Linked DNA regions of Homo sapiens: regions 2, 3, 4 and 5 are each linked to region 1. A link is a loop called in an ENCODE intact Hi-C map of the cell type or tissue named here. Cell type or tissue: heart right ventricle. All regions are shown on one strand. Region 1 overlaps LOC107986419 (a long non-coding RNA gene). Region 2 overlaps CWC27 (CWC27 spliceosome associated cyclophilin). Region 3 has its middle 270 kb from the start of CWC27. Region 4 overlaps CWC27 (CWC27 spliceosome associated cyclophilin). Region 5 overlaps CWC27 (CWC27 spliceosome associated cyclophilin).

Region 1 (5,000 bases):
CCCTCTGACTAGAAACCCCCAGAAGCCTGCGGCTTTTGAAAGTTCTAGGTTTTTTTTTAAGCTTTGAAAAAAAAATGGTGGCAGAGGTTAAACTGCCTTTGAGAACGCCAAATGTTTGGATTTCAGTGAAGGTTGACATGGAAACCCACCTGAGGCTTCCTCGAGTGTCTCGGGAGGTAATAAAACCCGAGCTGGATGCTCCTGCTGCTGGGGGAGGAACAGCTCCCAGGGCGGCCAGGTGGGGGCGGCGGGGCCTGAGGAAGCTGCCCGGGGCCGCACAAAAGGGAAATCGAGGAGAGGAAGCCAAAAGCCAGAAAGGGCACGACGGGGGCGTGGGTGCGGGTGTCCGGGGAGACCTCGGCCGTCCCAGAACTTTCCAGGGCCCGGGGACCTGCGCCGCCCCGACTGGAAAGTTGGTGTTTTTACTCGAAGCCCTTTCTCTGGGCAGTTTAATAACAAACAGCGGCCGCAGCAATGGCGTCCGCGCCGGCAGCGTCGGGGCGCCCGGAGGCGGGGCGCGGCGGGGCGGGACTCTCCTCCCGCTCGGGCCCGGGGCGACCGGCGCACCCCACAGCCGCTCCCGGCGGCCGCCGAGGCGAGGGGCGGCAGAGAAAGGTCGGGAGCACTGAAGCACCGGGGTTGCCGGAGGCGAGGGCACCCAAGTTTATGCAGCTTGGGGTGGACGCTCGACTGCTGAGCTGCAAATACACAGAAAGCTTTGCCCACCGCTCGCCCCGTAGGTTCATCGCTTTATTCCCATCTACACCCAGGCACAGGAGAACTAAAGTGAAGAGAATTATCTTATGTTGGTTTCTTGGGGAGGAGGCGTGTGGAGGGGAGAGAGCCCTCCGGGAGAGACGAGGGAGAAAGGCAGAGGGAACCCATAGGGAGAGGAAGCAGGACGCCAGTGCTGCTTCCTAACACCTCTCTTTGTCTCCATTCAACACGGATTCCTCCCCATGGTGGGCCAGCCTTAGAGGACACATTCGTCTTTGCCCCCAAGGCCACCACAGACTCTGTGTTTCTACCCTGAGTACTAGAGGATGCCCTAGAAAAGAAATCTTGAGGACCTCTCTCTTTGAGACTTTGAGGGCCTCCACCTTCCAGCCACTGTTTCGTCCAAATCTGGGTTATCCATTCAGTAAAGGGTTGCCAGCTGAAATACAGCACACTGAGTTCCATATGAATATCAGATAGACAACGACAAATTTTGAGCATGAGTATGACCCACACAAAAATTCGTGTGCGTTTGTTTTATTAACTCTAGCAATCCTAATTCAGTACGTATTTCTGATTCTTCTTCAATTCCCGTCCAGACAGCAACCCTCTGAGACAGGAAGGGAGCGTGCTCTCACCAGGCACCATTTCCTGCCTCTCCCTCGGTCCCCTCTAAAATTGGTAAACCTCAGGTGTTTTCTAGGGAAGTCCCACCGTAAGTGGAGAAAGAATAAAGATGGGAGTAGAGATCAGGGGTGAAGTAGTTTAAGGTCACCTAACCAAAAATTGGAAATTTCAAACGCAAGAGCTGAGTTCTCCTTTATTGGAGGAATTAACAAGATGTGCTGTGAACATAAGAGTTAAATAGTAGTCGCCTTTTGTAAGCAACTCTAACAGAGGTTTACATTTGGGATTAATAGTAAACTCCCCAGGCCTTACTGACAGAAGAATGTAGTTGCCCAAATAAACAATGTTTTGATCGGGACTCGAGACCAACCCTCCGAGCACTCAGCCTCTTCCTAGCAGGAGCATTTCCCAACTCTGAAGTAATTTGTAATGTGCTGGGAAAACATTTTCAAAAAATGGATATCTAAGATACCATAAAAGGGAAAACAGTTCTCGCTTTTGAAGTAAGAAATACCATTTGCAGTAAAATTTCTTCCGTTTGCATTTCTGAATTATGTCTTGATAAAGCTAGGCTTACAGTGCCCGAGTGCTGCCTCCGACCTAGTAAGGAAGAGTCTAATGGAACAGTGTGGGTCTGGGGTTTACTGTCCTCTAAATATTATACTGTCTTCTTGGTACATAAAAATAAGAATACCTCCCAATGATGGGATTACTGTAACTGGCCTTTACTTCCCACTGTAGGCTTCCTGGAACTGGCCTTTCAGACTGGAAGACCCCTCAGCACAATTTTGTCACACCGTCTCTCAGCGGCCACTGTTCCTTCAAGGGTAGAAAAAGTTAACATTTCCCAATAGCACTTTGACTAGAAACATGAATGTGCTGAGAAGCACAGAAAACATATTGTTTTACTGGGAGGTCTCAAATGACTCCGGGAGGACTCCCTTGAAAAGGCCCTGGCTCCAGGTCAAACTCCAAAAGTGCTGCTCACTCTGCCCCCTGGTGCAAGTCGGTGTGCGGCTCACCCAGAAAGGAATTCTTCCCCTTTCCAGGTGGTGTTGTGGACAGCTTTGGAGGACCCTGCTTCCCAGGGGACCAGTGACTGTTTCTCTATGTGTCATGAGCTGAAGGCCTGAGGATCTGAAGATTTGGATTCTCCTCAAGTTCACTCCTTCAACAAGTATTTGTTGATTACCTCCTGTGTCCATATCACTCTTCACCAGGTTATCAAGGGAGGCAGGCTTGTGGGTGAAGGGTGAATTCCGAGTCATCGTGGGGAGTGATGAGGATGGGGAAGGGCAAGGAGAGAGGATGGGCACACAGGAGCTGAGCAGCAGTAAAGCTGCCGTATGCCCATGTCTAGCGCTGTGGCTGGCACAAAGCAGATGCTCAGGAAATGAAGCATTCTACTGCAAATGGTGTTTCTTACTTCAAAAGGAGATGGAGGTGGGTGTGCTCAGGAAATACTTGTTAAATCTCTTTAAGGATGAAATATTCTGGGTGACTTTATGTTATTCCTAAGCCAACTTTTTTGTTCCAACTTATTAAGTATCTTTTATCGATACTGTTAGGTAAACAGGTGCATAGGAGAGCCAGGGTGACACCATTTTAAAATCAACTGTATCTTAAATCTAACAAGGCACGGTCATGACCATGTCCTAAGATGTTTACAGCTAAGGAAGCAGCTTCATAATACCGGCAAGAACAAACTCCTATGACGACAAAATGCCCAGATGCACCAATATCACAGGATAATATATACTTTTAAGATGATTATAGCCATGCTTTCATGTGCCCACACACTAAAATGCCAAGGATAACTTCCATTATATCAACAAAGTAATACATTTTGTCACATTGTCAGCCCACCCACACATACATATAACTTAGCTTAAACTTTACATAGATAAGACCCCTATAGAAGAATTTACAACAAAGATGATATATTCCTCCTCTTGCTTTCTGAGGACGCCCTACTTTGTATCTGAGTAGCTTTCAATAAACTATCTCTTCTCACTGTACACTGTAACTTGCCTTGAATTCTTTCCTGTGTGAGATTCAAGAACCCTCTCTTGGGGCCTGGATCAGGATACCTTTTTCTGGCAACAATACTACTTTAGTAATGTTTTGTACTAAACAAAGCTGTTTTTTTGTTTGTTTTGTTTTGTTTTTTTTTTTTTTTGAGACGGAGTCTTGCTCTGTCACCCAGGCTGGAGTGCAGTGGTGCAATCTTGGCTCACTGCAAGCTCCGCCTCCCAGGTTCACGCCATTCTCCTGCCTCAGCCTCCCAAGTAGCTGGGACGACAGGCGCTTGCGACCACACCGGGCTAATTTTTGGTATTTTTAGTAGAGACGGTGTTTCACCATGTTAGCCAGGATGGTCTCAATCTCCTGACCTCGTGATCCGCCCACCTTGGCCTCCCAAAGTGCTGGGATTACAGGCTTGCGCCACTGCGCCCGGCCACAAAGCTGTTTTTTGGTTTATTTTATTTTTCTTCTTGGATGGTTATAAACGTCGCAGCATGTCAGACTCAACATTCCGATCTTGGATTGCAACTGGCCGGTAGTGAGTACTGCAGCCACAGGTTGTAGGAGATGGGAGTGAGTGTGCATTGACCCAAAGGCAGGCCTGGCATTTCTCATGAAATCTCTTACAAAAGTTTCCTTGTGGAGTTCCCTTATTCCTTATGGGTTAAGGATTTCTTAATCCATAAGGAATAAGGGAAATCCTTAAGGATTTTGTCAGACGTGGCTTATCTAAGTTTCCTTACGGAGATGCTCTATCTCACTGAAATCTAGCAAGTGATGTTTGGGCTTAGGATGGGAAGGCAAGGAAAGCAGTTAGCTAGAAAATTGGTATTCGTCGGGAGCCTACTAAGGAATGCAGTGTGGGTATCCAGCTCATGACAACATGCAGGTTGTTTAAGTTTGCTTGAATAAAGTAGACAGGCCTCTCCTCCGTCTTTGGCTGGCAAATAAGAACATATCTGGGAGACATCCATCAAATCCACATGGTTGGCTGCTCACTCTGTAAGAGAATTTATGGAAAAGTTTGTCCAGGAGTTGGCATAAGAAACAATGCTACTGATTATTCAAACAATTAGATATTTATTGATTCCAGACAGAACATTCCATAGCACTCGATGTGGTGGGAGATGGAGGAGGAGGAGAAGGCACTGTCTCTTCCTGTTGGAAACTTGTTGAGTAGTTGAGGATTTGAAGCTAATACACGCAAAACAACCAAGTACCAAGTACAAGAAGGGCCTGGGTCTGAGGGGTTGGAGTGCAAGGAGGGACCTGAGGTAGTAGTGATAATATGGCAGGCCAGGCACTGTGTGTGCCAAATGGACTGAGTAGGTCATTTCTGTTCATCTTCACACCAGCTCTATGATATTTGTACCATTGTTTCCCCCATTTACACATGAGGAACCTGAGCCTTAAAAAAGTAAAGGAGCTTGCCCGAGGTCACCCTGCAAGAAAATGGCACAACTGAGCCAAAAACATTTGTATAGGAGAAAGTAAGAGAAAAAGTGGGTGGAAAATTGTCATTTAGTGGAACAAACACTGTTTCCTTGCCTTCCTCTATCTTTAAAGTGCAGATAATAATCTCTACCTTTCAGGATTGTTAGGCAGGATAAATGAGAGTGTCTGTGAACATT
Region 2 (5,000 bases), 290 kb after region 1:
TAATGTTTTAAGAAAGTTTGCCAAGAAAGCCCAGGATGGGCTGCATTCAAAGCCATCCTGGACTGCATGTGACCCATGGGCCACGGGTTGGACAAGCTTGAGTTAGAGGAAAAGGGGAGTAAAAGAAGAGCTAGAGATAGCAAAAATAAAATCACTAATTATAATTTTCCCTCAGGCTCTTGCATAACTTCATGTACTTCCAACTTTGTGTAAAACAAAGAAGAACTTTACTTCTTCAGTGGCCCTTCTCTTCCCAAACTATACTTTCCAATTTAATTTACAGGGAATTCACAGTATATGGCCTAAAAAGGCCAGAAAGCAGTGAATATTTCACAATTTTTCAACATGACTATATTTGTTCCGGGGTAGAGACCAATGCTGAATAACTTAAAGAATGTTTTTCTGCACATAATGTCAAATCTATGTTTCAAATGCACAATTCTATTCCCTATAAACTGATGCAGTGAGATCAATGGATTCTAACTCTCAAGGATAATATAAATCAATACATTCTAAAGAGATGCAAATACCTCTTTTCTATTTTGACAAGAGAAGCTTCTCCCACATGTGCATTTCACTGCTTCCTGTCTGCCATACAAAATCTAATTGTAAAAACAGTAGGGTTGTCATATTTCTGATATACATAGCTGAAGTTCAAGGATTTTTTTTGTTTGTTTGTTTTGAAGGTGATTCCTTGGATACGGATTAACTGGTTCTCAATGAACTGAATAGGCACTTTAAAAGTGGTATTTTTATTTCAAGTGGCCCAAGAAACAGTTTAGTCCAGAATATCCAAAAATTATTGCTATTAATGTCCAAACAGAAGAAAAATGGAAGCTTGCCAGAAATGCTAAATATAGTATGGTTTCTATTACAATTAATACTATTCCAAAATTTTAACCATAACTGGTAAAGGCAATTAAAACAAACCACCTAGTCTACATTGAGAGATTATGCAACATTATTTAAATAATTGAATATAATGTTAAAGTGTTATTCCTTTTAAATAGTAGCTCCAAAAAATGACTTATTTTATTAGCATCAGAGTCATACATATGAAATTGCTGATATTTGACTGTTTTTGATTTGCAAAAATGGCAATTTTTGTTCAACCCTTTTAAATCTGGTATTTTGATCTTTTCCTGAAATATATACTGCCTACTTAACATCCATAGCACTTTGTATGCACGTCTAGCAGAGCGCTTGTCATACTGAATTGTAATTAATTGTTGACAATTCTTATTCTTACACTATATTGTGAACATTTCCAGATAGAAACCATATCTCCTTTATTTTCATGTTCCTGGAGCCTACCACTTCCTGGCACGCACCAGTTCTTACACAGTGGCTGGGAACACGAATAACATATATTTGAGAATAGAATGATTGGTTAGGAAAAAATATACAAAAATAAAAATCAAGTTCTAGTAAAAATTAGCATGTAAATTTCATTAAACCTGAGACTGGTCCAAAGCTTAATATTTGCTGTTAAACAGAAAGATTTCCTGAAAATACAACATTTGGATTACTACTACTCCATACCAAAGCAAAAAAACAACTGCAAATTTTCTTTATTCAGAGACCAACTACCCAGTATATAGATCTTGGATTTCTATTTCTCTTCCTTTCTTTTACTGTCTGCTTCAGTCCAACACGTTGGGACAAAAGAGAATGAAAGGAAGCAGAAATGTTCTAGTCCTAGTTAATTTCACTCTTTGCTTATAAATCTTCTGTGAGATGAAGAGAGGCACATCCTAGAGATGATAATTTCAATGGTTTGAATTGGGTTGTTATAATATCTGTGGGTTTCAATGTTTGTTACTAACCTGTTTTTTTTAATTTGTACTATCATTTAAAAATGTATACTATCCTTTAAATTTTTGAAATTTAAATATTGAACTATCTTTTTAAATTTCCTAAAGCAAACAATGTTTATTTACTAAGGATAACTCTGTACTTCCTAAATCTAACCATAAAGTAAGAGAATCCAGACACAAAGTACAGTAAGAGTCAAAAATTATCTAAGTACGAGAAGAAGCTTATTAATTTTTCTGAGAAGTCTAGAAATTCTGGGGAAAAAATATCCAAAGTTCCATAAGAATTCCTAATCATATATTTCAAACCCAACAAAAGAAGATCTGAAACACTAACAGCTAATTTAGGTGTTCATCCAGACCTTAGAAGGTATGAAAACATGACTCTATTATCCCATGCTCCACAATTTAGAGCTTAATCAATTCATAAGATCTTTATTTTCAACTTCAATATTCATATCTAAATTCCTGATGCTATCATTATAGTTATATATCTCATATTCAGTCAACCTAACAGAACTCCTGAGCAAAACACAAATTCCAGTTAACTTTATCAAATAAGATCATTTTTTCTTAAAAATGGAACAGTGCTGCAGTCAACTAAACATGGCATATAAGTAGAACATGGCTGATAAAGTTAGAACCTGTTCAAACACTAAGACTGATGCCCTTCTAGTTAACCGTAAAGATTATCATGAAATTTTTAATGATTGTGATTTTAAGGTATATGTTAAGATTTCTTTCATTTATATTTCAATTTGATGTAATTAATTTAGAATCACAATAAAAATTTAGAATCACAATAAAATTATAGATGATAGAAATTGCACAATAAAAGATAGCATTACTATAATGCTGTAATCATCCTAACAAACCACTGATTTTTTACTATCTGGTCCACTTATTACAGCTGATTTTATTGTTTAGTCATTTATTATGTATCAATATACAGATGCTAAAAACAAGCAGGAAAGACAACACAATCTGATTTACATGATCAACTTGCAGTAGCTGAGCTCCACCTACAGGCAAAAAAGGATTCTTTACAATAAGCTTTAAAATAGGACTTTCCAAAACAAGCTGCAAACTACCCCAGTTTTCATCAACCTTGGCTGGATATTAGACTTACATGGAGTGTTTTTAAAAATTTCTTATGGCTGAATACCAAAATTTATGAACAGCTTGTTCAGGAATGGGATGATTCAAATGTACAAACAAGGTTGAGAGATACTGATTTTATTCCTTATCAGCCACATTTTAAAAAAACATTAGAAACACCCAAATATCTTATTTTCTTTCTCTAAAATTACTTGATTCTCACTTTCTTGACCCTTTTATCTTTCTTAAGATTAAAATCAAGTGCAGCTGAGATAAATGTCTTAACCCTGTTGAACTGCAAAAGTTCTGTGAAAGACCTGAGGTAACCCTACAAAATATCATCCACTTTTACATTATTCTATACCTCAGAAATAATCAAGGAGGTATGTGTTTGGGAGTAGAATTCTTAACACTGAATGCATATTAGAATATCTACAGAGCTTTGATAAAGTATATTGCCCCAAATTAATGTATGCTCTTAGATGTGAGAAAAGTAAATAGCATTAAAAAAATACTTAGAGGAGTAAATTTAACCAAGAAGCTAAAAGATCTGTCTGCTGAAAACTATGTAACATTGAAAGAAATTGAAGAAGGCACAAATAAATGGAAAGATATCCCATTCTGGATTCATGGATTGCAAGAATTAATATTAAAATGTCCATACTACCCAGAGTGATCTACAGATTCCAGGCAATTTCTATCAAAATTACAATGTCATTTTTCACAGAAATAGAAAAAAAAATCCTAAAATTAGTATGGAACCAGAAAAGACCCCAAATAGCCTAAGCAATCTTGACCAAAAAGAACAAAGTGGGAGGCATCACGCTCTCTGATTTTAAAATGTATTATAAAGCTATTTTAATCAAAACAGCATGGTATTTGCATAAAAACAGACACCTCAACCAATGAAACAGGATAGGAAGTATAGAAATAAACTCAGGTATTTACAGTCAATTGATTTTCAACAAAGGTGTCAAGAACACACAATATATAAAGAAAAGTCTCTTCAATAAATGTTGGGAAAACTGGATATTCACCTGCAGAAGAGTGAAATTGGACCTTTATCTCAAACTATAAGCAAAACTCAACTCCAAATGGATAAAAGACTTACGGATAAGGCCTGAAACTGTAAAGCTACTAGAAAAAAAAAAGAGGCGGGAATAGCCTGATGACACTGGACTCAGCAATGATTTCTTGGATAGGACTCCCAAAACACAGTCAACAAAAGTAAAAATAGACAAGTAGGATTGCATCAAACTAAAAAAGTTCTGCGCAGCAAAGGAAATGAATAGAGTGAAGAGACAACCCATGGATTGGGAGAAAATATTCGCAAATCATACATCTGATAAGGGGCTAATATACAAAATATATAAGGAACTCAAACAACTCAACAGCAATAAAACAAATAACCCAACTAAAAAATAGGCAAAATACCTAAACAGACATTTCTCAAAGTTTGCTTAGACTAGAAGAATAAGTTTTGTGGCCTGGCACAGTAGCTCACGCCTATAATCCCAGCACTTTGGGAGGCAGAGGCGGGTGGATCACGAGGTCAGGAGATCGAGACCATTCTTGCTAACACAGTGAAACCCTGTCTCTACTGAAAATACAAAAAATTAGCCTGGCGTGGTGGCACGCTCCTGTAGTCCCAGCTACTTAGGAGTCTGAGGCAGGAGAAACGCTTGAACCCATGAGGCAGAGGTTGCAGTGAGCTGAGGTTGTGCCACTACACTCCAGCCTGGGCAACAGAGCGAGACTGCGTCTCAAAAACAAAAAAAAAGAATAAGCTTTGTAATGCATGCTTACCACAGTTAATGTACTTCAAAATTGCTAAAAGAATACATTTTTAATGTTTTCACCACACACAAAAAAGGTAAGTTGCTGAAGTGGATAAATACGTTAATTAGCCTGATCGAATCTTTCTACCATGAATACATACAGCAAAACATCACATAGTAACCTATAAATATATACAATTACTATTTGTCAATTAAAAATAATATTGTTTTAAAGGTTAGAAAAGTGGTTACTATTAGGAGATGAGGGGGAAGTAACTAGAATGGGGCAAGAGGTGAATTTATGGGTAAT
Region 3 (5,000 bases), 63 kb after region 1:
AGTAAGTGTTCTATAAATATTATGACTTAATTCCTTTAGCTCTATGGTAGACATACAGAGATTTGGGGAGATGATTTAAGTATATTAATTTTTATCTTTTTTTTTTGAGATAGAAGTTTTCTCTTGTTGCCCAGGCTGGAGTGCAGTGGTGTGATCTCGACTCACTGCAACCTCTGCCTCCCAGATTCAAGCGATTCTCCTGCCTAAGTCTCCCTAGTAGCTGGGATTACAGGCATGCTCCACCACACCTGACTAATTTTTTTGTATTTTTAGTAGAGACGGGGTTTCACCATGTTGGCCAGGCTGGTCTCGAACTCCTGACCTCAGGTGATCCACCTGCCTCAGCCTCCCAAAGTGCTGGGATTACAGGCGTGAGCCACCGCACCCGGCCTCTATTTTGTAATTAATATATTTACTTTTCATTGTAAAACAAGGGATTTCTATAGCAATTCAGAGCTTAATTTTTGTCTGTTAGCTAACTTACAAAATTTAAGCCTTTCGCGATTTGCTTTCAAGGCCCTCTGCCCTTTGGGTCCTATTGTACACAACCCTTTTCATGCTCCCAATTCATCAGTCCCTGTCCTGTCCTTTCACACATTCCACAGTTTCTTGTATCATGTTTCCCCTATCTAAAAAACTTCTTTTCCATTTCCCTTTATTATAATCTCATTCTTCCTTTAAGGTCCAGTTCAATCATTCTTTTCTTCTACAAAGACACTTCTGATTTCCTTGGTCCAAAAATAATGTCTCCCTCATAGTCATTCTTATGAAATTGAGTATTTTTAAACAATTTCAAATTTAGAAGAGGGCAACATTTACAGAAAACTTGCAAAGATTGCACAGAGATTTCCCACGTACTCCTCAACAAGTTTCCCCCAATGTTCACATCTTATATTACTATGGTCTATTTGTCCCAACTAAGAATCTAATATTGGTATACACACTGAACGCTTGTAACTTACGTTGTAGCTGACTATTAACTGTAAAATCCTTGAAATCAGGCTGTGTGGCCCTTAGTTTACTCATTCTGTAATATGTACAAAGTCTTTGCTTACCATTGAGCACCAAGTGGGAACTAAAACAATGTTTGTTGAATGAAAGAACAATCACTCCCATTGCTTTAACTGTCTACCTCAACATAATCTCTGTTTAAGTGTTTTGTGTAAGTGGAACATAAATACAGAAAAATGTGACTATAAATGTAAAGCTCAGTGATTTTTCACAATCTGAACATACTCATGTAATTATCACCTGGATTTCAAATAGAACATTTCCTGCATCACAGAAGCCCCTCCATGTGCTCCTTCCAGTAACAACCACCCTCCATCTTGACTTCTTATGTTGCCTTTAGTTTTATTTCAGTAATGGGACACAGTGTCATGGTTCATGCTTATAATGTGACCCAGTTTTATACTGTTATCATGTCTGTGCAAAGTGGCTTGAATCTATTAAAAAATTCATGGCTTGATTAAAGGAAGTATAACGCAGTAGATTTTCCAATAGCCAAACAATGTCCATTGTCTTTGTAGTTTATATAGTTTCTGCATTAAAGCCTAGCTTACGGTTGGGTGTACCCACTTTGGACCGAAAGACAATTCCATTTCTGACAACATCATTGAGCCCAGTGTAGGAAGTAGGACATAAACCATTTTCATTTCTGTTCCCTTAGAAACACATGGAACAAAATAAAGTTTGCCAAATGGAAATATACAAAACCACTGGGGAAATAAATGTTATTTTTAACCTTCTAAGAGACTATCACAAATAACTGGGAGGAGAGTGGAAAGAATTCAAAAAGCAGATGACCTTTTAACAGGCAGAACATAGCAGGGTCAGCAAGTGTCTAGAGAATGTTGTGACTTGGAGAAGGGATGCTGGGAGCCCAAGCCTGGAGGAACTGATCTCACCGGTTATGATGAGAATGGAGCTAGCTTCTTCCCAATCCTATGTGAACTGGATGGCTAGAAGGGAACCTTCCTCCAGTAATGGAAACAGTGAGAATCCTTGGGTACTAAACAAAGGAGTAGATTTGGAGATCTAGGAGCTAGTGGGTTTGTGGCTGGCAGCCAGGTCTGGAGTGTTGCTTTCAGGATGCCGGGTTTTCTCTACTCTTTGAGCAAATCTCACCCTATGGAGACACAGTCACCTGCATTCTAGGTGGAGACCACAGAGGTGAGGAAGTGGGTTAGAGGGAGGATGACAGCCATACCGTCAGTAGAGGGAGCTGTTCTGGGAAGGAGACAGGGAGACAGGAACCTCTTCCGCCTTAAGAGGGAAAAGAAAGCCACCACAGCCATTCTCACCCTTTTGAAGTTAAATCACTGCTTCACTGCCAGTTCTCAGGTGGCTCAAGAATGGACGGCTACTTTGCAAAGCACGTGCCAATTACACAAAATTGCCTACTTTGTCATGCGAATTTAAACCAAGCAGAGAATGCCTCTTGATCAATCTGGCTTTTCTTACAGATACTCAGCATGGAGAAAACTGGCTTGGTTGGAGACAGAGTTTGTGTCACACTTTTTCTCATAAAGGGAAAGTTGCTCCAGACCAAGCAACAAGGGAGATGTCAAAAGCTGGCTGTTCCAGCTTCTCCCTTGAGTTACAGATCGTCACACAACTCTGAGCACAGGAAGGACCTACAGTGTTCTTAGAAGCAGTAGAGTTGCATGCCCTTTACTAACCAGGCTAACCAATGCAAGAGTGTGTAAGACCTTCTAGGCAAAAGGCCCTGGGAGGCTGAGTTTATTCTCAAACCACCAGCCTTTCTCCCACCATCACGTTCAGTTACCAAAACATACTTACTTTTTTTTTCCTGTAACCTCATTTTAGAAGTGAACAGCTTTCAGTTAAAGTGATTTGCAGGGGATAAATAGAAGTAGGCTCATGCCAGACCTCACAGAGAAGTTCTAGATGGGCCCAGCATGGTGGCTCATGCCTGTAATCCCGGCACTTTTGGAGGTTGAGGCGGGCAGCTTGCCTGGGGTCAGCAGGAGTTCAAGACCAGCCTGGGCAACATGGTGAAACCCCATCTCTACAAGAAGCATAAAAAAATTAGCCGGGCGTGGTGGTGTGTGCCTGTAGTCCAAGGTACTTGGGGGCTGAGGCGGGAGGATTTCTTGAGCATAGGAGGTCAAGGCTACAGTGAGCCCAGATCGCCACTGCATTCCAGCCTGGGTGACAGAGCAAGACCCCATCTTAAAAAAGAGAGAGGGAGAAGATCTGGATGGTTCATGTCCTCTGCTTATCCTGGATATCTAGAATCTTACGGAAACCTTATATTACCCTTTCATGAAGTGGGAAAAGGACTTTAGAGAAGGGGGACAGATTAGAAGGCAGAAAATGCACTAAATAGTGTGACTCTCTCTTCATTTAGGCCCAGTTCTTTCTCCTGTACTTCTCTAGTTTTTTAGTAAAAGAAACAAGGAGACTGGAGCTTGGACTAACAGAATTAGCATGTTCAACATCAGTGTTCCAAAAATCATCAGCCATTTATCTTCATGGGGAGTTTTTCCTTTAGGCGCCAGCTGACTTTCTTTTCTTTGGCCCCTCTTTCTCATTCTGCCTTCTGCCACCAGCCTCCATCTCCACTGCAAAACTCTCCACGTCCCATTCAGGTCAGGGCCTTCCTTCACAGGCACAAAAGCTCATCCTGCAAATAATCAGCTTCTGCCCAGGTTCTCTATCATTAGCAATATAGAAAAGAGCAGAAGCTTTCAAGTTTTGCTCACAATTTGACATATATTTGATCAAATTTTTAGTTTGGGCTTGTATGCTCCACCAACCATCAAACCCTGGCAAATGTAAGTAAGGGTGAAGGGATGGTCTACCTCATACACTAGTAAAAACTGAGAACATCTTAGATGCTCATAAACGGAAATAGTGTTTAAGTACTTGATGATACCTCTACTAAAGGAGTAGATCTTTATGATCTTTAAAGCAATGTTTGAAAAAAGCACAAAAAAGTTTCTGCCACAATATAAGTGAAAAAGGTAGGCTACAAAATGATATAACATGACTAAATGACGTTAAAAACCTGAAGATCTGCTGCAAAGAAAGGGGGTTGTGGGGGGAGACAGGAAGGAAATGCATCAACGTTAACAGAGGTTGAGTCTAGAGGGTGGGGCTTTGGGTGATTACTTTTTTCTTCGTAATTTTCCACCCTTTAAAAGAGCATGTCCTACTTTTATAATTACGGAAAAAAGAAAGAAAACCTTGAGCTTTTGCATTTAACCAGTCCGCAAAAGCAATAAACAAGACGCGCTGTGGCCAGGGAACCCAGCGTTCGAGGGGCCGGCAGCGCGATCTGGCTGTCGCCTGTGGGCGGGGCGCAGTCCCCGGGACAGCCTCCCGGACCCGGGCCCCCAGGCTGCCCGCAACCCTCAAAAAGGAGCCTGTTTTATCTCTGAGCAGAGATGACGTCACCCTAAGGAAACCAGAAAGTGCTGATTAATCATGAAGTCAGAACTAATCCCTGAAAAGAAGTCGGGTAGGGGCGAGGCGCGAGAGTGCCCCAGACGAGATTGCAACCTCAGACGCCGCGACCGGGCTGGGGTCTCGCCCGTCACGCCCAGCCGGGACGCCGGTGCGCCCCGCCCCCACCTCGCGTCTCCCCGCTTCCCGCTTCCAGCTTCCCCCGCGTACTCCCAGCCTCCCGCCTCCCGCCGCCACTAGGTTTCTCCGGCCAGCGGCCTGGGTGGCGCATGCGCAGCGGCGGGATGGCCGGGCCCGCTCCAGACCCTGGCAGTCCACAAGCTCCCAGTCGCCTGCCGTGGTCCCTCCCCGACAGGTTCTTATTGTACCGCGCAGTGGTCGCGCACCGACTAGCTGTGCTTTTAAAGATGATTATCACTATGGCGGTGAGACAGTAGTTTGGCCGAGACCTGTTCCAGTACCCGAGCCAAAAAGGGTGAAGTAGATCCAGGACCGTCACTGGAAGCCACTTCGAGAGAGAGGCCATGCTTCTTAAAGTATGGGTTTCACAGCCGCCAGTTTTTTGGAGG
Region 4 (5,000 bases), 300 kb after region 1:
TTGTTGAGAACACATTACTAGGAGAAGATCCTACTATATGTAAACTTGTTGAAAATTATTCTGTTAAATATCATTCCCCAGTTTAAATATTAAGCACTCAATAAATACATGTGTAGGTTTAACATCCAAAAGTGATAACCAGCTTTAACAGATTCCAGATGTTTCCTTACCAATAGAAGCAATACCACACGTTTTCAGTAAAATTATACTTTGAACGGCTCATTGCTTAAAGGGCTGGTGGGCTAGTCTAGTTTCTGATCCTACTGCTTAAATGGAAGAATGACCAAAGGATAATAGAGTACTTCAAGCACACCCTGATGAAAACTCATGTATCAAGAGTACACATTTTTGAATAGATAATGATATCACACTGACATCCTATCTGGCTGGCAGCTATACCCATTATAACTCAAACTGAGCAGTGACTTTCCTTTAAATATAATTATCCCTTTTACCACGTTGTAGTTTTTCAGTACATTTGGAGCTTTCCTGTGTTGTTTTATTTTTTAACCATAAAGTTAACTTCAGAGACTCGCTGGTATAAATAACCAAAAGTACTAATGATTTGGAAATTTATTAAAATTTATTTTTATTTTTTTAGAGACAGGGTCTTGCTCTGTTGCCCATACAGGATCATAGCTCACTGCAGCCTAGAGCTCCTAGGCTCAAGCAATCCTCCCACCTCAGCCTGCTGAGCAGCTGGGATTACAGGCATGAGCCACCATGCCAGGGTCTGATTTTGGCAACTTTATGAACTGAAAAAAATACGTGGTCATGAGACAATCATGGAAATTTCTACACTAGAGGAAAAAACTGTTTCTTCCTTTTGAAATTCTGTACTTTCTCCTCTATCCTGACCTTATTTTTCTTTTGTTTCTCTTTGTAGGTAGGACAGATAGGATGAAGGAGGGAGAGTAGAGAATGTGAATAATGAAAATGTGGGGGAACAGAACAGTTATAAATAAATGTGTGCTGTCTGCACCATTTACAAAGGCACACTTTGCCAATTATTTTACCTAAAAGAATCCAACAATGTCCACAATACTCATGTTTACCTAAAATATTCAAGCCACCTTTGGAGACTTCTTATTTAATTTACTTTTCTAAGTAGAAAAGTATTTAACGTACTTTTTAAATTTATTTAATTTTCTTAGTAGACTTGCAATGCACTTGAATATAACTTTTTCCTCTACAGTGAATATACAAATTATGTGATTTTAATTTTGCAAATTATACTGATTTATAAAAAGAGAAAAATTGTTTACATAAGTAAGTGGATATATATGTTCCTATGTAAGAAATTACCATAAAAACTAAGCTTTAAATGTCTGTTAAGTCATCCAGTCTATGGTATTTTGTATAATAGCCCAAAACACTCCTCTATCAATCCATTCTCCATACTAAATACAATCTCAATATATCATTTGCCTGTAAAAACTTCAGTGGCTCTCCAGTATTCTCATGATAGATCAGATTCCTAAATCTAGCTATCAATGCCATGTTTGGTCATCAGGCCCATACTACAGCCAAGGAAATCTTTTAAGAATAACCCTTAATTGTAAGAGTGAACACAATTTTGGAAAATGCAAACTTTGACTTTTCTTAATATTAGGTAAACAATTTTTTAAAGACACTTATGAAAGGTACATTAAAAATGAACTTTAGTTCTTATACAAAATTTAGCATTGCTAAATTATAGTTTATATTATAGGGTATATAAGTATTTGAAATTGATTAAAGCCTACAAGACTGAGTTGGGAGTTTAAGGAACACTTAAATCTAACATAAATAAATATTTGGTTGGCTCATCTATTAAAATTTTTAAATATATTTTTGTTACATTATAAACCTAACCTTTAAAAAAATTCATAATTTTTTAAAATCAGAAAACACATGCCTTGAATGAGAGGAATAAAACATTATGTATCCATAATTATATTCATGATTTAACTAAAAGTTACAGTGTGAATGAGAGGTTTTTCAACTCTATGAATCTAGAAGCATGCATATGATCACTAAAATCTTTAGTCTATATTAGCTACTATGTATGGTATATATAATATAATCTAGTATGTAAAATTATTCAACAGTGATTACTTGAGTGTCAGGTGAATATTGCTGGAAAAAAGACATTTAAGATGACTCCTAAGTACCATTTCTAAATGTTAAAAGCTATGCTTTTAGTGGAAATTTCTGGGAATCATTTTTATTTGATTACATAAAGAAAAAATTGAGGGAGCTATGCAATGATAGCGTGGAAATCCTTTTTAAGTTTTTCTACATGTGGTTGAGAAACATGATAGGGAAAAAGAATGTTATTTAAATGTAGTTACATTCATATTATCCCCAAATAGTATTTGAAGAAAACAAATACTATTGTTTTTTAAAGCAATATTATTTAAAATGTATACTATAAAGTTGAAATAGAATCACAAAAGAGATAATTTTTCAATTAAGTTGAATTTCAGGAGAATAAAATGTTGAGTCATAAATCCAACAAACTTTCATCACCAGACAGTAAACTTTTCACCATTTGCTGAAATTTATTTTATGATACTACTGAGCTTAGGATAGGTATATGGTATTTGGTAAATCAGACTTGAAAAGATATTTAAGAATGTTTTCAGGCTCACTCATTTTCTTCATCAGTTTTGACAAATTTTGCTTACCGAAATTATTTGAGGATGTCTCTTTTCTTTCTATACAATTACTCTACTGCTCTCATTGGTATTTAACAAATGCATTCTTCCACATCTAGCTAATACATTATTACCCTATATATATGAAAGTATAGAGCCTTTCTAAAAAAGGATCAGAGAGAAATAAAATGGAATTGAACTCATAGGATCATTGTTATGTTTACTTTAAGCTTGGTGTATTTTATTTTAGGCCTGCTAATGGGCCAATTTGTACAACTGTTATGTTTATCAAACATTATGAAAATAGTATTTTAAAAATTAGCTGAAGAGAGGATTCAATCTGAATTAAAGTGAAATATAAAAAGACAAAAACTCTGATATCTAGCACAGTAACTGACTCACCTGCGGCTGACTGATTTCTTCTCCACTTCTCCTTCTCCAGCTGATTTAACATTCGCACTTGTGTCCTTTTTTAATTTTTTGGCAATTCTTTCTCTCATCAGGTTCTTTTCATCACCATCAATATATTCATCATGCTCTGCACTTTCATCTTCTCCATCCTGTAGAAATGGAAAATGAGTATTTGCCAGGTGCTCAATTTCCCCTTTCATTTCTAGAGATCTATTGCATCCACTGAATCTCCTTATTGCATTCTAAACTAGGTTTTTTTTTTTATTTTGTTTTCTTTTGTTTTGAATTATAAGCCCTTGAAGAATCTGCTACAGGTGGGAATAGCCCTGGGTTCTGCTCTAAGCCAACTATGTAATTATGGGATACCCCAGGAAAGGCTGTTCGCTCAACTCATGCCCAGCTCCTTTGTGCAGCAGACTTCTCCCTCTGTGTCACTCGGGCTATTCTGTCTATATTCCTATTCTTATCTCAGTGGGAAATGTGGCTTTTGAAGGCAGTTGGCCAGCATACTGACCTCAACAGGGATCAATTCAAGTAGAAGAGGTGTAGTGCAGAAGCTGAGATTTCTATAATCCAAGTCACAGCAATCACTTCTCTTGTGAAAACCCTCTAGTGGGTCCCCAACTCACTCAAGGCCCTATGCAATCTAAACCTCCCTGACATAATCTCCTACAACTCCAGCCCACCAACACTAGCCAACTTTGGAGTTGTTGTTCTCTCCAGCCTGAAACAAATACTCTATTCCAGATATCTCTTCATTGCTTGCTCTTTCATCTCCTTCAGATCTTTGCTCAAATGTTACCCTCTTGGTGATGAGATTAACCTATTAAAATGGTAGAACCACACACTTACCTCCAGTACTCTTTCATCTTCCCTGGCTTATTTTCCAAAGTACTTATCACCTATCTGATACACCATATATTTTAATTATTTGCATGTGTATTGTCTGTCATCCAATTACAGCAAACACTCCATGAGAGCTAAAATTCTGGCCTGTTTTGCTTACTGCTGTATCTTCAACTCCTAGAATAGTGCCCAGCATTGACAGATGGAGGAACAAAGGGAAGAAAGAGGGGAGAGAAGAAGGAAGAAATAACCCCAAGTGGATCATTTTTCTTTTGTGATTCTTTCTTTGATCTGGTGAGTCGTAGTGAAGCAGGATTCTTAATTTGAGACTTGTGGACCCCTAAAGCACTGGTCCTCAAAGTCTGGTCCTTAGATGGTATTACATAGTTGTTTATTAACACCTAAAATTCTAGCCCTCATTGCAGACTTATTGAACCAAAATCTCTGGGGTAGGAATTACGAATGTTTTCAACAAGATGTTTAAGTAATTCTTAAGCACTAAAAGGTGACAACCACCAACCTAGGCCTTCCATGCTCAGGCCTCAGGAGATCTAAAAAAAATTCCCTGCAAATTCATATAATTTTGGTTGTGAATGTAGTACATTTTCCTGGGAAAGGATTCACAGTTTTAGTCACTCACCCATGATATTAAGAGCAAATCTATACTTTTACTTTCTATCCTATACATTGATCCTAACTTCTAGACCCATATTATGTTACACAGATGTCTCCAAATTACCTCAATCTTGAAATGTATAAAATTAAGCTCATTATTTTTCATCCTTTTCTCCACCTCAACCCTATGCTTTCTTTTGCACCCATCTAACAAGTTGCTCAAACCAGAAACCTTGTGGTTGTCTTGGACTACTCCTCCCTCACCTCATAGTGTAGAATCAGTCACCTCCTAGACCTCTTTCAAATCTACCTCTTTCCCATCTCACAGCTGTGGTCTTATATCAAGCTCTCCTCCTACAATAGCTTCCCAGTATCAGTCTGTTTCCTCTAATTTGTCCTCTATAATATCGCCAATAGTGATCTTCCTGAAATGCAAAATTGATCATAGCATCCTTCTTTTTAACAAACACCTTTCAACTGTTCCTCACT
Region 5 (5,000 bases), 140 kb after region 1:
CCTAATGAACCAATGTTATCTATCCACAGCTTTCACTGTATAGATTAAAAGAGCTTATACTTATACCCTCTGTTGTCTCAGGACCAGAGTCAAGGAGCTATCAGCTCTAAGTAGCTGCAAATTCATTCATTTAAAAAAAAAAAACAGTGTATTGAGCTGGGTGTAGTGGTGCAGGCGTGTAGTCACAGCTACTCAGGAGGCTGAGGTGGGAGGATCACTTGGGCCTAGGAGTTCAAAGCCAGCCTGAACAACATAGCGAGACAATCTCTTAAAAAAAAAGAAGTGTACTGAGTGGCTATTCTGTGACAGCAACTGTTAATAAGCCTGCTTATAAATGATTTTAAATGTCTCTGGATTTACTATTTCAAGAAAATTTTTGCTAACTAAATAAAGGTGATGTGGTAATAACAGTAAACATCATTTGATTAACAAAATAGACTTGATGGATATAAAAAATGTTAATGCTACTAATGTCTAGTTGTACCTCATACTTTCTGGAAAATACAAAGTCAATTTGTATTTTTTTTTAATATACCAGATCTTAAATTAATTCAAGGAAAAGTATCAGACTTGAAAATAGCTAACACGATGGCTAACATTTAACATTTCAATTACTTACTATATGCCAGACACTGGTAACTGAGTTACTTGTTTAATCTTCTAACTAACAATTCTGTCAGGAAAATATGTTATGAACTTCATTTTGCCAATGAGAAAACGAAAGCAGGAAAAGGTTAAATAATTTATCACATGGATTATAAGCCTGGGGATATAAACCTATGTAGTCTGGCTCTAAAGTACAAGCGCTTAACCAGTTTGGTTGTTTCTTCTTCATGTTTGAGAAAAAAAAAAAAATCCCTAGGAAAACAATTCCAATCTGACACAAAAATGCATCAGGTAACCAACTGGGTATATCCCGATGAAATAAAATCCTTCAAAAAAAGGCCCTAAACTCCCCCAGACCATAATATATGGTTTAATGGATAATGAGGGGAAAAAAAAGACCAAACAGTGGGTTTACTCAGTTAAGTTCTACCTAGGAAGAATCCCTTATGGCTTTTTCTCGATTCTCCTTAATTAATCAAATTTTCCCCTCATTTGAACCTTCAAAACACTTCGTGGCTCCCAAGCACACCGTATCATAACTGCTTCTTTGTTTATATTGCCCTCCAGGCTGTAAACTCACATGGCAAGAACTGTGGCCTAGCATATGCCTTGCATATAGTATGTGCTAAATAAATAGTAGCTGAATGGACAAATAAACAGATAGATCATTTTTAGGTCCTGAATTACAACAGTGTCTACAGTCACCTTACTGCTTTTACTGAATGGAAAAGTTCCTGGAGGGACTTGTAGGGCCTTAGGGCCCTTAGCATACAAATACTTTTTCAATAGATGGTTGCCTAATTAAGTTGAGGTATAAGGGATTAGATAATTCCTGACACTTGTTAAATAAAGGTGAGAGGAGTTCATGAAGTCAGCTTTAAGGCAGTTACCCCTGATTAGGGCCACTGGGCACTAAGCTTTCTGGGTAAGAGTTGCAGCCATTCATTGTGGTTTTACCATCTCTCCTGAGGAGCTACTGGTGATAAACTACATATTCTCCCTCTCCCAGTCAGAATGCCTTTTCTTTTGCTTTATTAAGAAAATCCATCGTGGAAATTATAATGGGAATATTCTGTGACAATAAAATGAGAGCCTATAGGCAATATATTCTATACTATCATTTTTTCATTATTACAACCCATAATATTTATTTAGTGACCAGAGACTAAAGCCTTACTAACTTTGTTTTAAAGATACTTGAAAGTTGTTAAGGTGATATATTCAAATAGTGAATAAGAAGAAAACTTGTCCAATGGAGCTGCCAAAATAAAAACCTATTCATAATAAAAAATAATTTAATGGGGGGGTCTCTATACATGTGTATTTTACAGAAACTAGACAGAAGGATGCTAAAGTTTATTTTTTCTATACTATGGACTACAATAAAAAAACTACCATTTATTCATTCTGTTTCACCAGTTTTCATTTTCAGCATATTTTTATGCTACAAATTGAACAATACTGGCTCCATCTGGTGGTCAATAAGCCTCCTAAAGGTTCATGAAAATTAGTTAAAAGTGGTTAAATAATTTAGGGGTTATCTGAAATATACTTGAACATTAAAGTATGCCTCAACACTGAACACTGATTATGTGTAATTCAGTCTAATTTACATGGAAGTGTTATTTTTTTCTTCTATAGTTTATCCTAGCTTCATTGCTTCATGTTATGAGGGGCTTAAAATAATTCTCAAAATAAAATAATACAGAACGTTTTCCTCTGTGTTTTTCCATTAGAGAATTTGAGAAATGTGCAGGTTACAAATTGTCTCATGGAATAAATAATACAGTTAAAATTTATGCAGTTTTTCAGATTGGATTCTGTTTTAAAATATAAACTTGAAAATACTCACTGATTTTCGACTGTATTTTCCATTAGAGAAGGGTAGCTTGTGAATATATGAGTTCATATCTAGGAGTTTTATATATTTACATGCTACTGAATGCTTAATCTTGATTTTTAAATTCTGCATAAAAGGAATATGTCTAGAATCACAACATAAAATTTGAGTACTGTGAAGTTCTTAGGTATCAGCAACCTGCTCATTTTACAGATAAAAAAACTGAGGTTTGGAGAAGTTCAATGATTGTGCTAAACTGGGAGTATGAGAAAACAGGTTTTACGAGAAGCCAGTGTCTCGTTTCTACACACACTACCATATACACTTTCTCTTTGTAGCACGTTCTCACTGCACATATGCTTCATAACAAACTAGTAATCACATTGGGGTTATATACATTTACAGCATAGTGTGACATTTATAAAATGGAATGTATCCTTAATATAGTTTTAACTCTCTAAATTAGGAATTTTTAAAATTTTTACTTTTGCTATTTTCCCTTAAGATGTCGGAAATTAAAAAAAAAACCTGTTTTAAAGCCCTACTCCTATCAAAATACAAAATTTTATCTTGTCTTTTCAGGAGTAAAGGGCTTTGTTGAGTTTATAATTCAAATAGCAGTTATGTTGGTAATAAATTATAGTCATGACAGCATATAATTTAGGATACCACAAAGTATTATACTAAAAATCAATTCAAATAAATTTAAGTAATCTTACCTAACATGTTAAGGGATAGAGAGAACTTAGATCAGTAAAGACAGGTTCTGAACACAAAACATTAAAACTGGTCTTAATTGTCTTATTTTTACTAATAATTTTTCTTATACTGCTCCTTGAGGAGCAGGGTTAACCCATGGGCAGTGTGCCCAGAGTCTCCCTAATAACGTTTTTTATTAAACAGTGGGTCTACTACATAAACTTATCAGGGAGCCTGTCAGATAGACTACTTGATAAGCAGCTTTTTACAGATGTTTCTGTATTCTTAGTAATGATCACAAGACACAACTGCAATATATAAATGATTATTGAGAATTGTTGAGGGGCATATGTGCTTTTCTTTTGGGGGCTCCAGCTTTCTACCTATCAGCTGTAGTTTGTTGTTCCTGTTTAAATTTGCTCATTCTCCCTCACGCAAACCTCTGGACTAGCACACAGGTTGATTGATGTTGCCCCCCAGGTACCTCAAGAGAGCACACTTTGTGCTTCTGCAGATGGTGTGATCCGCAATTCTTGTAGCTCGATGGCCATTTTGAAAACATTTCCATGTTGCCCTGCCATTCTGGATGTGGAAACTACAAATTATGTACCCCGTGTTGTAGCAGTAAGAAAAAAAAAATTCTTCAAGATAAAAAGAATTTATGAAGCCAATGAGAAAGGAGACTCAAGAAGTACTACCTAAAATTGCCCAAGGCGAATTAAGCATTGCAGAATATCTGTGTTTCTAACAGTACTTAAAGGAGGGTTCTATTGTTTTGTAACATAAGGTAATTTTCTCCAAGTAGTTATAAGAATTTACAAATCTGTTCAAAACAGTCCTTAAAATACTTGCATGTGTGGTATTGCAGAGTATTCTTTAGATTTCCTATGTGATTGAGGAAACTGAAGCAATAAAGTAGCTTCTAAAATATAAGTATGACCACTTCTGCCAGCACCATCACCATTTTTTTAGGATCTAGCATGTCTAAGACACAATGTTAAGATACTGTGCATGCTTTATTACTTAATTCTGTAACAACAGAAGGGGTATTATTATCCCTATTTCATGCATGAGGAAACAGAGGTTTAGATAGGTTATCTCTTACCCCAGTTTATATGGCTAATAAATGATGAAGCAAGGATTTGAATCCAAGGCTGTCAGACTTCAAAGCTCATCCTTTTTCTACTCTATTTAGTGCAAACAGTTATGGTGGTAGGTGGTACTATTATGCGTAGGAGTGAGGGAAACCAATGACAGTTTTCCAGGTTAGGAGCTTATATACTGGACAAAGGGTAAGACATACACTATTACTGTGTAGTGGTACAAATAACATGAGAGGTTCTGATATTTAGGAAATTCATGCAGAGAAGGGAGAGGGAAAGCTGGGTAGAGGAAGTGGCAGCATAAGTGGGCATTAAAGGAGAAATAAGATTTGGCAATAGCAGGTAAACGAGAAATAATAACCAAGACATAACAACCAAAGGAAATACAGGGCAGGATGCACAGGAGGCAGAGAAAAATTATTCTTTGAAAATGAAGAATGTATAAATAAGATGGGGAATAAAGAAAATAAGACAAAACTCTGATCATGAAAGTCTCTGAATGCCAAATAAAGAAATTTGAACTTTATTTTGGTAAGCAATGAGCAGCCACATTTTATATCTTGTTGGTCCTATACTGCCAAAAATAATTCATAGGTGTTTGTGAGCCTCTTATAAAAATTTTTATTTCTAATATTCCTATACCTAATTATTGATTATTTGTGAGCCTTTTATAAAGTTAAATGTGTTGAACCATTCTAGATTGTTATGTTGTTTGGACTCGTGTCTAAGAATTTTTTAAGGGTTATTTTCTA

The links. Peaks named below come from ENCODE experiments on the same cell type or tissue, not always from the same donor. Only the 100,000 strongest peaks of a DNase experiment are listed, where the experiment ranks them.
Region 2: it touches region 1 in a loop (11-fold over the local background); 39 of 110 quality-filtered maps call a loop at or near these places.
Region 3: a loop joins it to region 1, with 6 times the contacts of the local background. A loop is called at or near these places in 35 of 110 quality-filtered maps.
Region 4: a loop joins it to region 1, with 3 times the contacts of the local background. A loop is called at or near these places in 39 of 110 quality-filtered maps.
Region 5: it touches region 1 in a loop (3-fold over the local background); 37 of 110 quality-filtered maps call a loop at or near these places.

What each region holds. Positions count from the first base shown.
Region 1 is chr5:65,098,621-65,103,620 of GRCh38, reverse strand. LOC107986419 (a long non-coding RNA gene) reads right to left here. Exons shown (of 3, transcript XR_001742682.2): 3 at 3,801-4,369. Among named protein-coding and RNA genes, the nearest start is that of CWC27, 330 kb to the right of the region's middle. RefSeq lists enhancers at 131-631, 632-1,132 and a silencer at 360-649. In heart right ventricle, CTCF peaks have their summits at 243 (motif pointing right) and 2,337 (motif pointing left); DNase peaks (open chromatin) are centred at 380 and 2,320; H3K4me3 peaks cover 1,088 bases; H3K27ac peaks cover 1,696 bases.
Region 2 is chr5:64,809,063-64,814,062 of GRCh38, reverse strand. All of the region lies in intron 10 of CWC27 (CWC27 spliceosome associated cyclophilin), which reads right to left. Among named protein-coding and RNA genes, the nearest start is that of CWC27, 43 kb to the right of the region's middle. In heart right ventricle, CTCF peaks have their summits at 2,633 and 2,839 (motif pointing left); no DNase peak of the experiment used is centred here.
Region 3 is chr5:65,035,225-65,040,224 of GRCh38, reverse strand. No RefSeq gene overlaps it. Among named protein-coding and RNA genes, the nearest start is that of CWC27, 270 kb to the right of the region's middle. RefSeq lists enhancers at 2,069-2,363, 4,195-4,711 and a silencer at 4,585-4,634. In heart right ventricle, a CTCF peak has its summit at 2,189 (motif pointing right); DNase peaks (open chromatin) are centred at 2,023 and 4,674; H3K4me3 peaks cover 1,194 bases; H3K27ac peaks cover 4,247 bases.
Region 4 is chr5:64,802,428-64,807,427 of GRCh38, reverse strand. It overlaps CWC27 (CWC27 spliceosome associated cyclophilin), which reads right to left. Exons shown (of 14, transcript NM_005869.4): 10 at 3,042-3,199. Among named protein-coding and RNA genes, the nearest start is that of CWC27, 36 kb to the right of the region's middle. In heart right ventricle, no CTCF peak of the experiment used is centred here; no DNase peak of the experiment used is centred here.
Region 5 is chr5:64,956,067-64,961,066 of GRCh38, reverse strand. The region is part of intron 11 of CWC27 (CWC27 spliceosome associated cyclophilin); the gene reads right to left. Among named protein-coding and RNA genes, the nearest start is that of CWC27, 190 kb to the right of the region's middle. In heart right ventricle, a CTCF peak has its summit at 2,078 (motif pointing left); no DNase peak of the experiment used is centred here.